2 separate regions of the Homo sapiens genome follow, and region 2 is linked to region 1. The links are chromatin loops, found by intact Hi-C in ENCODE. Cell type or tissue: Calu3. All regions are shown on one strand. Each heading gives the region's core, and the rest is flanking DNA. Links, peaks and the distances in the headings are about the cores only.

What was found. A loop is a pair of places that touch in the nucleus more often than their neighbours do. Peaks named below come from ENCODE experiments on the same cell type or tissue, not always from the same donor. Only the 100,000 strongest peaks of a DNase experiment are listed, where the experiment ranks them.
Region 2: it touches region 1 in a loop (11-fold over the local background); 7 of 110 quality-filtered maps call a loop at or near these places.

Annotation. Positions count from the first base shown.
Region 1 is chr2:163,152,385-163,158,738 of GRCh38, forward strand. It overlaps the pseudogene RPL7P61. Among named protein-coding and RNA genes, the nearest start is that of KCNH7, 320 kb to the left of the region's middle. In Calu3, for the core only: no CTCF peak of the experiment used is centred there; a DNase peak (open chromatin) is centred at 3,047.
Region 2 is chr2:164,427,751-164,432,750 of GRCh38, forward strand. No RefSeq gene overlaps it. Among named protein-coding and RNA genes, the nearest start is that of GRB14, 190 kb to the right of the region's middle. In Calu3, for the core only: a CTCF peak has its summit at 2,595 (motif pointing left); a DNase peak (open chromatin) is centred at 2,631.

The DNA of each region.
Region 1 (6,354 bases), core at 587-5,586:
AGTTGTCTGCTTCTTAAAGCATTTTCCAACAGTATAGATCTCATGAATCAGATCCTCCATGAAGATGATGCCAAGAGATCGAGCAATCAGTGTTACCTGTCAAAGCAATTTGCTTCTTATTGATTTTGCAATAACCATCCTTGTAGATAAGTTCATTTACTGACTTCAGATTTGGGTACCCCCATGTAATATATGGTCCTACAATCCTCAGAATGTTAAACGAAGCCTTGTTGAGCTTCATAAAGGTTCCACTGAAGATTTGATGAAGGTGAAGAAGCTGCAACACCTTTCGGATCTTTGGGCTCACATCACTGATACCTCCGATCCTGATGACAAACATCGTTTTGGGTTCTGCATGCAGGTACATAGAAGTTGCCACCTTTTTTTTTTTTTTTTTTTTTAGACGGAGTCTCGCTCTGTTGCCCAGGCTGGAGTGCAGTGGCGCGATCTCGGCTCACTGCAAGCTCCGCCTCCCAGGTTCACGCCATTCTCCTGCCTCAGCCTCCCGAGTATTTGGGACTAGAGGCGCCTGCCACCACGCCCGGCTAATTTTTTGTATTTTTAGTAGAGACGGGCTTTCACCGTGTTTGCCAGGATGGTCTCGATCTCCTGACCTCGTGATCCGCCCGCCTCGGCCTCCCAAAGTGCTGGGATTACAGGTGTGAGCCACTGTGCCCGGCCGAGAAGTTGCCACCTTTTCTTGCCATCCTACCTATCGAATTTCTGTGCTGTACATCTGTCTATATTCCTTGTAATAGTGCTTCTCTTTTTTCACAAATAAGCTTCCTCCTTGCCTTTTGAAGCATCTTTTGGGCAAAATTCTTTCTCAGGTGCTTGATCTTCAGCTCTACGAAATCCCATTGCTTTTTCTTAAGGGTTTCTGGCACAGCAGGAACCTCCTCCTTCTCTTTGACACCCTCCATGGTTTCAGCCATAAAACAGGGTGCTTTTCTTATTTTAAAACATATCCTCTGTTTCCTCCACATTAACAAAAAAGAGATCTGATTCCTTTTTATCATTTTAATACTATCTAATATGAATTATATCAATTTCAACACTCACATTAACCAACCATGTTGTGTTTTGTTGAGACAATGTAAAATTTTTATTTCAGGCTTCTATCAATATATATTTTTTTAATATTGACTCGAATATCTAAAAAATTCTTAAAGTTTATTTCAAAAGTTTAGTTATTTTAGATGGATAGGTAGTCAGGTAGATAGACTAATTGAAGGCTTATAAAATTTGTATCTTCTTTTGGTCACCATCTACTTTGAAATCTCTGTTCTGTTTCAGTTTTCTTTTAATCCAGAGTATTTTTTTGGATATGGTAGATTGGCACTATAATTTATGGATCATTTTTCATCCTCATAGTTTTGCCTTTTCTGGAATGTTATATTGCATCACCCTAGAAAGAAAACTCAAAAGATCTGGAAACCAGAGGTCTGTGTTCAAGCTATCCCTTTGCTAAAGTTCTAATTTGTACTTCCCTTTAATTTATGGATCATCAGTGTGTGTATACATCACAGCTCTCACTCTCAGGACAATTTCCAATGTATTCCATTTAATTATATCTTGATTAATTAGGTATATTTCCCCTCTATAATCCTTCTTCTAAACAATTCCCTGCTATCTAATTAGAGATGCCTAGAAACAGGGCCACCTCTACGGTCAGCAGGACATCAGGCAAATATTTGATACAGGGTCCTTTCTATATCTGCAACATGATTTTAAAATGCCTTATAATACTCATGGGTTTATATTAGGCATAGAGACTTATCATAAAGATGGTTTTTAATAGTGGACAGAAATTAGGCACTTATCAATTTATTTATTTTCCAGTTAGTGCATACAATTATTTTTTATGGTATCCAAACACCATCTCCTTCTATTCAGGTTCATGAATTATTTTGTGTGAGTTGTCAAATGACCATACAGGCTAATTTCATATTTTCCACCTTCAGAAAATAGAGGACATTATTGTTATTAACCACAATGTTGTGGCTTTTTAGAATCTGTTTGTATTAAAACAGTATCTTGCCTCTGCAAAATCTTAATACCATTGACTTAATGCTGGTCACATTACTACTTATGATGGTACATCATTCATTATGCTGCAAATGAATGCTAGTATTCAGTGGCTCTCTAAAAATTATAGCTAAGCATTACTGACAATTTCCCAGAGTATTCAGGAAAATATGAACAATTATTTTCTAGTCATGTTAAGTGTCCTATTGGAATTTTATAGCATAAACTACACATCTTCCACCTACATAGTCCTCATGATACAGTAGATTATAGTCACTGCATTCCTAGAATTTGATGTCTCTCAATGCTGACCATGCTGTTACCTTTCCCACACGGCCACAAGCAGGGAGGATAAGCAAGAGTCCACATGCAGAACAAAAAGAGCATCCCATTTGCCCAAGGTATATACATCCTTGAGTGTCACAGCTTAGTATTAAACTAGGAGAGCATGATGTCACCCATTGATGAAGACAAGAGGTATCTACTGGAGGCCCATTGGCATTGCAAAGTAACAGTCTTGAATGGCCTTAGAGAAGATAAGTATGACCACTTCTAGAAGACTGCCTGACACATAAGACGGAGCCAGTGAAGCAGGTAGAGGGATAGTCACAAACTACAAATATAAGGATACAGATCAGTTCAAAGTAAAATGATTGATAGAAAAAGATATACCATGTAAAAAATAATTGAAAGAAAGTAGTGTAGCTCTATTAATATTAAAGTAAAACTTAAGGAGAATAACTAGAGATTAAAAAAGAGATTTCATAATGATAAAAAGTCAATACAGTTGAAAAATACAACAAAATAAATGTCTATTTAATAAAATATCTTTAAAGAATATTTGAACCATGTGCTTGCAAATAAAATATGTGATTATGGAGTTATCACTGAATATGCCCATAATGTTTTGAAAATAGTGAGCTAACTTTGACCTTTTAAGTACTTGAGAAACACATTTGTCACCCACCTCTCCGCTGGTCTGGTTTCCCATTCCCCGAAGTGAGAACTACCTGCTTGAAATATACTCTGAGGTTATTGACTGTAATTCATGTAATTGCCACCAGATGGTAGTGGTTATCTGCTTAAAGTGTACACTGAACAATTAAAATTTCACAAATGTCAATATCAAGCAAAGGTATGGAGAAAACAACCACTTGCCCTTTAACACCGTAACCTAGTTAGTTGTACAGAATGTTTTATTTTACAAATACTTTAAGGACTTAATATGTCAATCTATTAGGAATCAAGAGGTGATACAACTCTTGCCTTCAAGGAGATTATGAACTAGTGGAACATACTGATGAGTCTACAGGGAATGACAATATTGTGTGATAAGAGCCTTGAGAAAAGAGAAGGATTCTATATAGCATACAAATCTGATCTGACTGAGGTCAAGGCTTTCTGCAAGGCATGGTTCTCTATAATATATGACCACTACCATCTGGTAGAAGCTATTGATTGCAGGCAAAGTATCAAAGAAAATTAATGAATAGTAAGAGTTAGCTGGCAAAATATATGAAAAGAAGAGTACTCCAAAAAGAGAAAAAACAAGTGCAAAGCCCCAGAGGTTTTGTGTGAGTGTGTCTGTGTGTGTGTGTCTGTATGGTACTAAAAATGATTTATGATGGCTGAGCACACAAAAAACAAAAAAATCTCAAATAATTTAATTAAGTTATATGGAAATATAACCTGGAACAATATTTAAAAATTGCGTAAGACCCCAGACCCTGACTATTTTGCAGGTACTTTTTACCAAACATTTAAGGAACGCATACTTACTACTTATCACTCTTTATAAACTTGTTCCAGCAAACAGAAGATGCAAAAAAGGATGATGGAATATCCAACTAATTTCAAGAGACTAGTTAAATTCTATTACAAAGTCAGATGTAAGAAAAAAAAATAAAGCTTATAGATTTAGAATTTCCAGGTTCTGTTCTGGTGCATAAGGAGCTTACAAGTCATTACTGCATCCTAACATATAAAAAGCTGAACAGACTAAAGAAATCAACAACTCATTTTAGATCCATCAGAGAAGTTTGATTACAGAACAAACTACTACCCTCCAAAATTAGCAAGATAAGTACAAAGAGAAAATCACAACTTAATGGCCATAAGCAGAATCCTCCCCTAGAACAAGTACTGGGGTAGGAAAACCTGAACTGTAATTGGTAAGTTGCTTTGGAAGCCTGAAGTAGAGAGCCTGAGAGATAAGTGCTCCAGAAGGACCCGGTCATGGGAAGGTGGGTGATATGGTTTGGGTCTGTGTCCCCGCCCAAATCTCATGTCAAATGGTAATCTCCAAAGTTGTAGGTGGGGCCTGGTGGGAAGTGATTGGATCATGGGGGCTAATTTCCCATTTGGTGCTATTCTTGTGATAGTGAGTGAGTTATCTATTATGAGATCTCATAGTTTAAAAGTGTGTCTCACCTCCCCCCATCTCTCATCTTCCTTCTGCTCTGGCCCTGTGAAGACAAGCCTGCTTCTCCTTTGCCTTCTGCCATAATTGTGTTTCCTGAGGCCTCTGCAGCCATGCTTCCTGTATAGCCTGTGGAAAAGTGAGCCAATTAAACCTCTTTTCTTCATAAATTACCCAGTCTCAGGTAGTTCTTTATAGCTATGTGAGAACAGACTAGTACAGTGGGGGAGGTCATACTTTTATGAGTTTTAACTCTACCAGGTCTCACTGTGAAGATCAGAGCAAAACCCTCTCGGGCTTCTAGAAGGAGAAGGGGAAAACAACCACTTCGAAACACCTCAGAGCATTCAGTTCTCCTTAATAAGGCCTGGCCTCAGGAGAAACTATTTTATCAGAGCCCAAACATTGTGGCTAACTAACATGGTGAAAGAGAAATATCCAACTCCAGCCCCCCTGTAGCAATCCTGTGCTACCAAAACAAGCTAAGAGCGCTTGTGAAATGCGTGGCCAAGGGGCACAGGCTTGCCAAAAGACAGACTCAAAAAATGCTTCCCCTCCCTGCACACCTTACCAGTACATCACTAAAGGTCTGTTCACCAGGGTTACTTTTACCCAATACATCCTGTCTACCTTTTGACAAAAAATTACAAGGCATACTCAAAGGCAAAAACCACAGTTTGAAGCAAGGCAGAGCAACCGTCAGAATCAGACCTAGCTATGGCAGAGAGGTTGGAATTATCAGACCATAGTTATAAAACAACTGTGACTAATATGCTAAAGGATCTCATGGAATAAGTAGACAACCTGCAAGAACAGTTGAGTAATATAAACAGGAATGAAAACTCTAAGAAAGAATAAAAAGAAATGCAAGAGGTCAAAAACATTGTAACAGAAAGAAGAATGCTTTTGATGGGTTCATTAGTAGACCGGCCATGACTGAGAAAAGAATCTCTGGGTTTGAGGATATATCAACAGAACTCCGAAAACTGAAAAAAAAAAAAAAAAAAAAGAGAGAGAGAGAGAGAAAAGAATGAAAAAATCGGAACAGAAATATCCAAACTGTGGGGCAACAAAAGGCGTAACATGCACAAAGTGGGAATACCAAAAAAAGAAGAAAAAGAGAAAGAAACAGAAGAAATGTCTGAAGCAACTGCAAACATGCATTGCTTAATGATGTGAATACATTCTTGGAAGTGCATACAATTTTATCATCATGCAAATACCATAAAAGTATTCTTATATAAACCTAGATGTTATAGTCTACCACATACCTAGGCTGTGTGATATAGCCTATTATACCTAGGCTACAAATCTGTAAAGCAGGTTACTATAATGATTAGGCCATTTAACACAACAGCATTTGTGTAACTAAACATAGAAAAAGTACAGTGAAAATATTGCATAAAAGATAAAAAGTGGTATATCTATATAAGGTACTTATTATGAATGGAGCTGAAAGAACTGGAAGTTGCTCTGGATGAGTCAGTGAGTCATGGTGAGTGAATGTGAAGAAACAGGATATTAGTATACACTACTATAGACTTTATAAACACTACATTTATATTAGGCTACACTAAATTTATTTTAAAAATTATTTCTTTAGTAAGTTAAACTTAGTTTACTGTAACTTTTTTGGTCTGTAAATTTTTTATCTTTTTAAAAAACATTTCAACCCTTATAGGAATGCTTAGGTTAAAACACAAACCCATTGTTTAGCTGTACAAAACAATATTTTCTAATTTAAAAATTTTTAATCTTTAAATTTTTTACTTTTTAAAACTTTTCTTCTTAAAGTTGAAGGCAAAAACATACATATTAGCCTACACAGGAGTAGAATTATCAATGTCACTGTCTTTCACCCCCATACCTTGTCCCATTGGAAGGTCCTCAGGGGAAATAACAGGCAT
Region 2 (5,000 bases), core at 1-5,000, 1.3 Mb after region 1:
CCCTTTGTAAAAGTCAGAGCACCACATGTTGTCCCAACTAGGTATTCTTCCTCTTTTAAAACTTAACAAGTCTGTTTCCCTTAAAGTAAAGCTGGGTTTCTTTAACAACTAAACTAGCTTTCCAATTTTCAAAATTAAAAATGTAGAATTAAACTTCACACATTTTTCTCTCTACCCCATTGTTTAAATCCTAAAACCGTATGACAAATCTTTAGCTGGAAGATTTCAGTTAATATACATGTACACAAATGTCCAGTTTCTTAGAAGAGACTAACAAAAATTGCTTGGGGAAAAGCATACTCATATTTATTATGATAAAGTTGGCAATGTCCATAAATAACAGATCTGATTTATTAACCTAGAGTTAGAATTACATTAAAGGGCAAAATACAATGAAATTTTACAATTACATGTCTAATAATTGAAGAACTAATAGGGTGGTGTTTAATGCATCTCTATATTAATTTAAATGATATGGTTTACTAATTTTTTTCCTAAGTTGTATAAATGCTAAAATTGGCTTGTAACACTGGAAATGGTAATGAATTTCTCTTATTTTTTAAATGACATTCTAATCATTACTCTAAATTAATATACTTTTACAGAATAAATTTTCTACAGTTACCCCTTTGGTAACTAACTACATATAGCACACATCTGTAACACTTAAGTGAACATTAATTAGTGCTAATTTACAATCAAATTCCAATGGAGAAGCAAATTACGCTTTCTTGAACATCAAAAGTCTTTATCATGACCATTATAATGAAGAATGCCAGAACATCTTAATTATTTCTGCTTATAAATAATGTTTTCCACAAACCTTAAAAATGCGGAGTACTTCAGAAAGAGAAAAAAAGCTAGTCTCATTATTATTTAGTTTCTACTTAGTGCTAATCCAGTTCATTTCATTGAGTATCTTTCTCTTTCCTTCATTATAATAGAAAAAAAGATCGCCTGAAAATTCACGAGTAAACTTTTTCCATTGGGCATACTGTTTGCAATCTTTTGAAATAGCTTTAAGTATTATGACACTGCTGCAAGACTTTGCTACATAAATCTAAGATTGTCCATAATATTCAAGTTTTATGTGAACCAAAAATTAAAGTGTAAAATATTTGCTTCCTTACATGTATCACATTTAAATAGATTCATAGTTCTAAAGTAATATGCTTCACAGAAGAAAAATAAGTAACTGACACATAGAAACTCTCATTTGGCTCATTCCAAAAATGTGAGTAATTGCCAATAAGGCACTGAAAAGAAGAGAGAATTAAATTAAAAGTTCAATAAACACTGATCAATATGCTTGTAAATACCAAGTCTATAAAATGATCTTCCCTTTAAATGTAGTTATACCACAGGTACATGTTCTGTATTTTGGAATTTGGCTGATCATTTTAAAATCTACTTAAATTTGTTTCTAATAGAAACATTCCAGAAATCTAGAAAGGCTGCCCAAGAAGATTTCTTTTTAAAAAAAGAAAGAAAAAGAAAACAGCAGCCTGGATTCTCTAGCTATCGCTATCTCCTGGTTTAGCATTAGCTCACAATCAGCTGAATAAAGAAGTCATCCCTGTCTAAGATGTAAATAAATCACAAGCCTCAGTTACTTTACCACTAGCTGTTTGTCATTCAGGAAAATAATGGTTAATCAATGTCTAATCAATGAAGATGTGTAACATATTAGTTTGCAGTCCTTCATCATCCTATTTTCTTCAATTGCCTGGGGGTTTGTGTTCAGTACTTACAGAATCGATTACAATTGAGAATGATCATTCAGCTCATGTTGAGAGCTGTCAGCTGTGCTTTCCACAGGGCAGCTTTACTCTTGTGTTTAATATGAGATGCTAATATTTAGCTGCATCCGACAACCTAGGTTCCATGGTGGAACATTTTATGAGAAGTGCTTAAGTAACTAATTGTATCACTACATGTCACTTAATGAAACTAAACTTCTCCTGACTTCACAATAATCATAAGCATTACTGGCTTGCTGTGGAAAATTAAAGAGAAATAGCTGCCTGCTTGAGTCTGATCATGCCTGCAGGGAAGGTCTAAGAAAGGCAACTACCAATGACGCCTTTATAAATAACTGCAGGGGGTGGACGGGGGTGATGATTCTACAATTTCATATAAAACAACATTTATAAGGATGCTGTATCCTCATGTGCAAGCATCCCTGGATGCCCACAATACCTCACAAATACCATGAGAAAAGTTGGACTGCAGACTCTTGATACATTTCCTTTAAGAAACAACCTTTTCTGACTCTGCGCATTTAAATTCCAAATAAAATGTTAATTGCCTGACAAGCCCGTTTTCCTTGTCATTTATAAAAATGTATACATCCTGAATAAAAAGTGGGAGAATACTTAAAAGAGTAGGAGAAGAATCTTGATTTTAACAACAAATAATTGTCACGCTACGGAGTTCTTGGCTTTAATTGCTGTTTTTGTGATTTGTTTTGGAAGTTGGGCTGATGACAATCACAGAGCCCAGTGTTAAAAACTAATAATGATATAGTATTTCATTCGAAACATTTTTGGATCTTGATAGTATTGATTTGAAAGAACAAGTTTAGGCCACTCATTGTTAGTATTAGTTCCAAGAGCACCCTCTAGTGCCCACAGCTTTGAAGAACCCTGTGGAAGGCAGAAAAGTCATTTGTATGCAGCTCAAGCTCATTGACACTTGCTTTATAGGCCAATATTAAGAACCTTTAAAAAGTATATCTGTCATCAAAAGTGACCTAAATGTGCTCTTAAACTTAAAAATGTTTTAATATTATTCTGTGATCAAGCATACTGAAGAAATTTAAAATGATCTAAGATTTTCTTTAAGTTATAATAGTGCATTAACTTTATTAGAGTATTGCTTCAGTAATACATTGTCAAATTTTATGGATATTTCAGGAGATGTGTTAATTGTATAAATTGCTGGGATAACTGAGAAAAACTTAACTAATGACAACACCTTAAAGAAAAAGGTTACTTCACACCCAAAGCCATAATGTACAATGAAAGATTGAATTTACATTGTTTCCAGTAACAGTGAAAAAGAAAAAAAAAAAAACTTTATCTCTGAATTCAAATTTTTAATTAATCTTATTTGTTTTAATCAATACCAGTTGTAAAGGTGAGCAAAAAAGACCCCATCAAATGATTAAATGATCACTTTTGTTTGCTCTCAGTTTTAACTCCCTTCATCTCACAAATAAATCACATAATAAACCTGCGTACAATGGGCCTGCTGAAAAAATGAAAGAGTATCTGTAAAACACTGGTTTTGTTTATATTTTGAAATAGAATTTCATGGTTGTAAATAACAAATACAGGAAAGACGTGTGTATTCAATTTTAAATCACAGATACATCTTTCCAGGTTGGTGTACTAAAGATGTAGTAGAGGAATTCAAAATTATGGATTTATAGTAATGCAATCATAAATGGCATTTATAGAAACAAACTACTTAGTTAACCTGACCTAAAAAACAAAAATCTCAGGCTTTAAGTACATCAAAACTGCCAAACCAACATAGTTTGTGCTTAAGCACACAATAAGGAAAGACTGAAGACAAAATTGCTAGAGGCACCGAATTCCAGAGAAATTCCCAACCCACAAAATTGCTATAATTTTATCAAAATATACATGATAGTGTTTTCCTCTTTTACACCCACATTTCTTATGGAGAAACAGTTTATACATTTACATTCTGAGATGTTTCAGCAAACTCTGTTAGATTATTTCTTATGTATCTTTCTAGTGACAAATAGAATGTTTGGAAAGAAAATAAAGCTAACACGTGCACAATACCTCATAGGTAAGTCTCCAGATTGGGCATTAAAGTATGTGTTACCTCACATAGAATCAGATCAAGCTCTGAATTAAACGTGGTCAACATTTTCTAGAAGTTACTTTTTTTTCCTATCACTCACTTTGCTCAGAATATGGGAAAACCTGTTAGCCGGATGTCTTACAAGCTGGGTTCGCATATCTGTGCAAATATTTATAGTCTTCTTAAATTACCTTTTTACCATCAGCAGTTCCTAAATCAAGCACATACACTATAAAAGGCAAACCAACAAAGAAGTATGTAAAAGATCTTCATCTACCTCTGCACGGCTACCAGGGGAGGTGAGCTTGCCCCACGAATGCCTACACTTTGATAGGAGAACTGTGATAACGATGAAAAGTTAATAGATTTTTATCTATATGAACGTGATGATCATAGACCTTGTTATTTTTATTATTTTTAAGAAGGGAATTGGTGCTGCATGAATATGAAGGCATATATTCACAGAATTTCTTAGATTTATAGGTACAGGAGCTACAAAGACTTCTCTTCTTTCTGAGGTAGATAAATTGAGTTCCATGCAGTTTACTACGTAGGGGTCTTTCAAATGAGACCACAAAACCTCAAATCCTTCCTCTTCTGTGTGGACATTAAAGATCTCATAGCAATTTTCATAAGAGTAGGGGTTTGTCACCATGCCACTGGGCAAATTCCTAGGACTTACCTTAAAGTCAAGCAGCCAGCTTCTCTCCACAGGATTTTAGTGTATTAGATACCTTGAAAAGTTCAGTATATTTACTCAATTTATTTAAAATGTTCTCCTAATGGTTCTGAAATATATTTTTAAGCAAAAAGGAACCAAAGGTCTCCTTAGGTGAAGTTACAGTAATGTTTGTTACATGAAATCAAACTTCCTTCCAAAATATTTGATTAGTCCCTTTTGAACACAAATGCCTACAGTATTAATTTTATTTTAAAAACAAAAACAACCAACATATAATAAAAAAATCTTATAATCCATGATCCATGCTTTCTGATACAGGTAATGTAAAATAAATGATATAATCTACAAAACAATGACAAATGAAAGACTTGGAAAAGGTTATGGTTTGACAAGGTAACATTTTTGAAATCTGGACACGAATCAAATTGATGTAACTATTGGTGATGCAACACTCTCTGACACTAAAGTCTTTACCACTGTC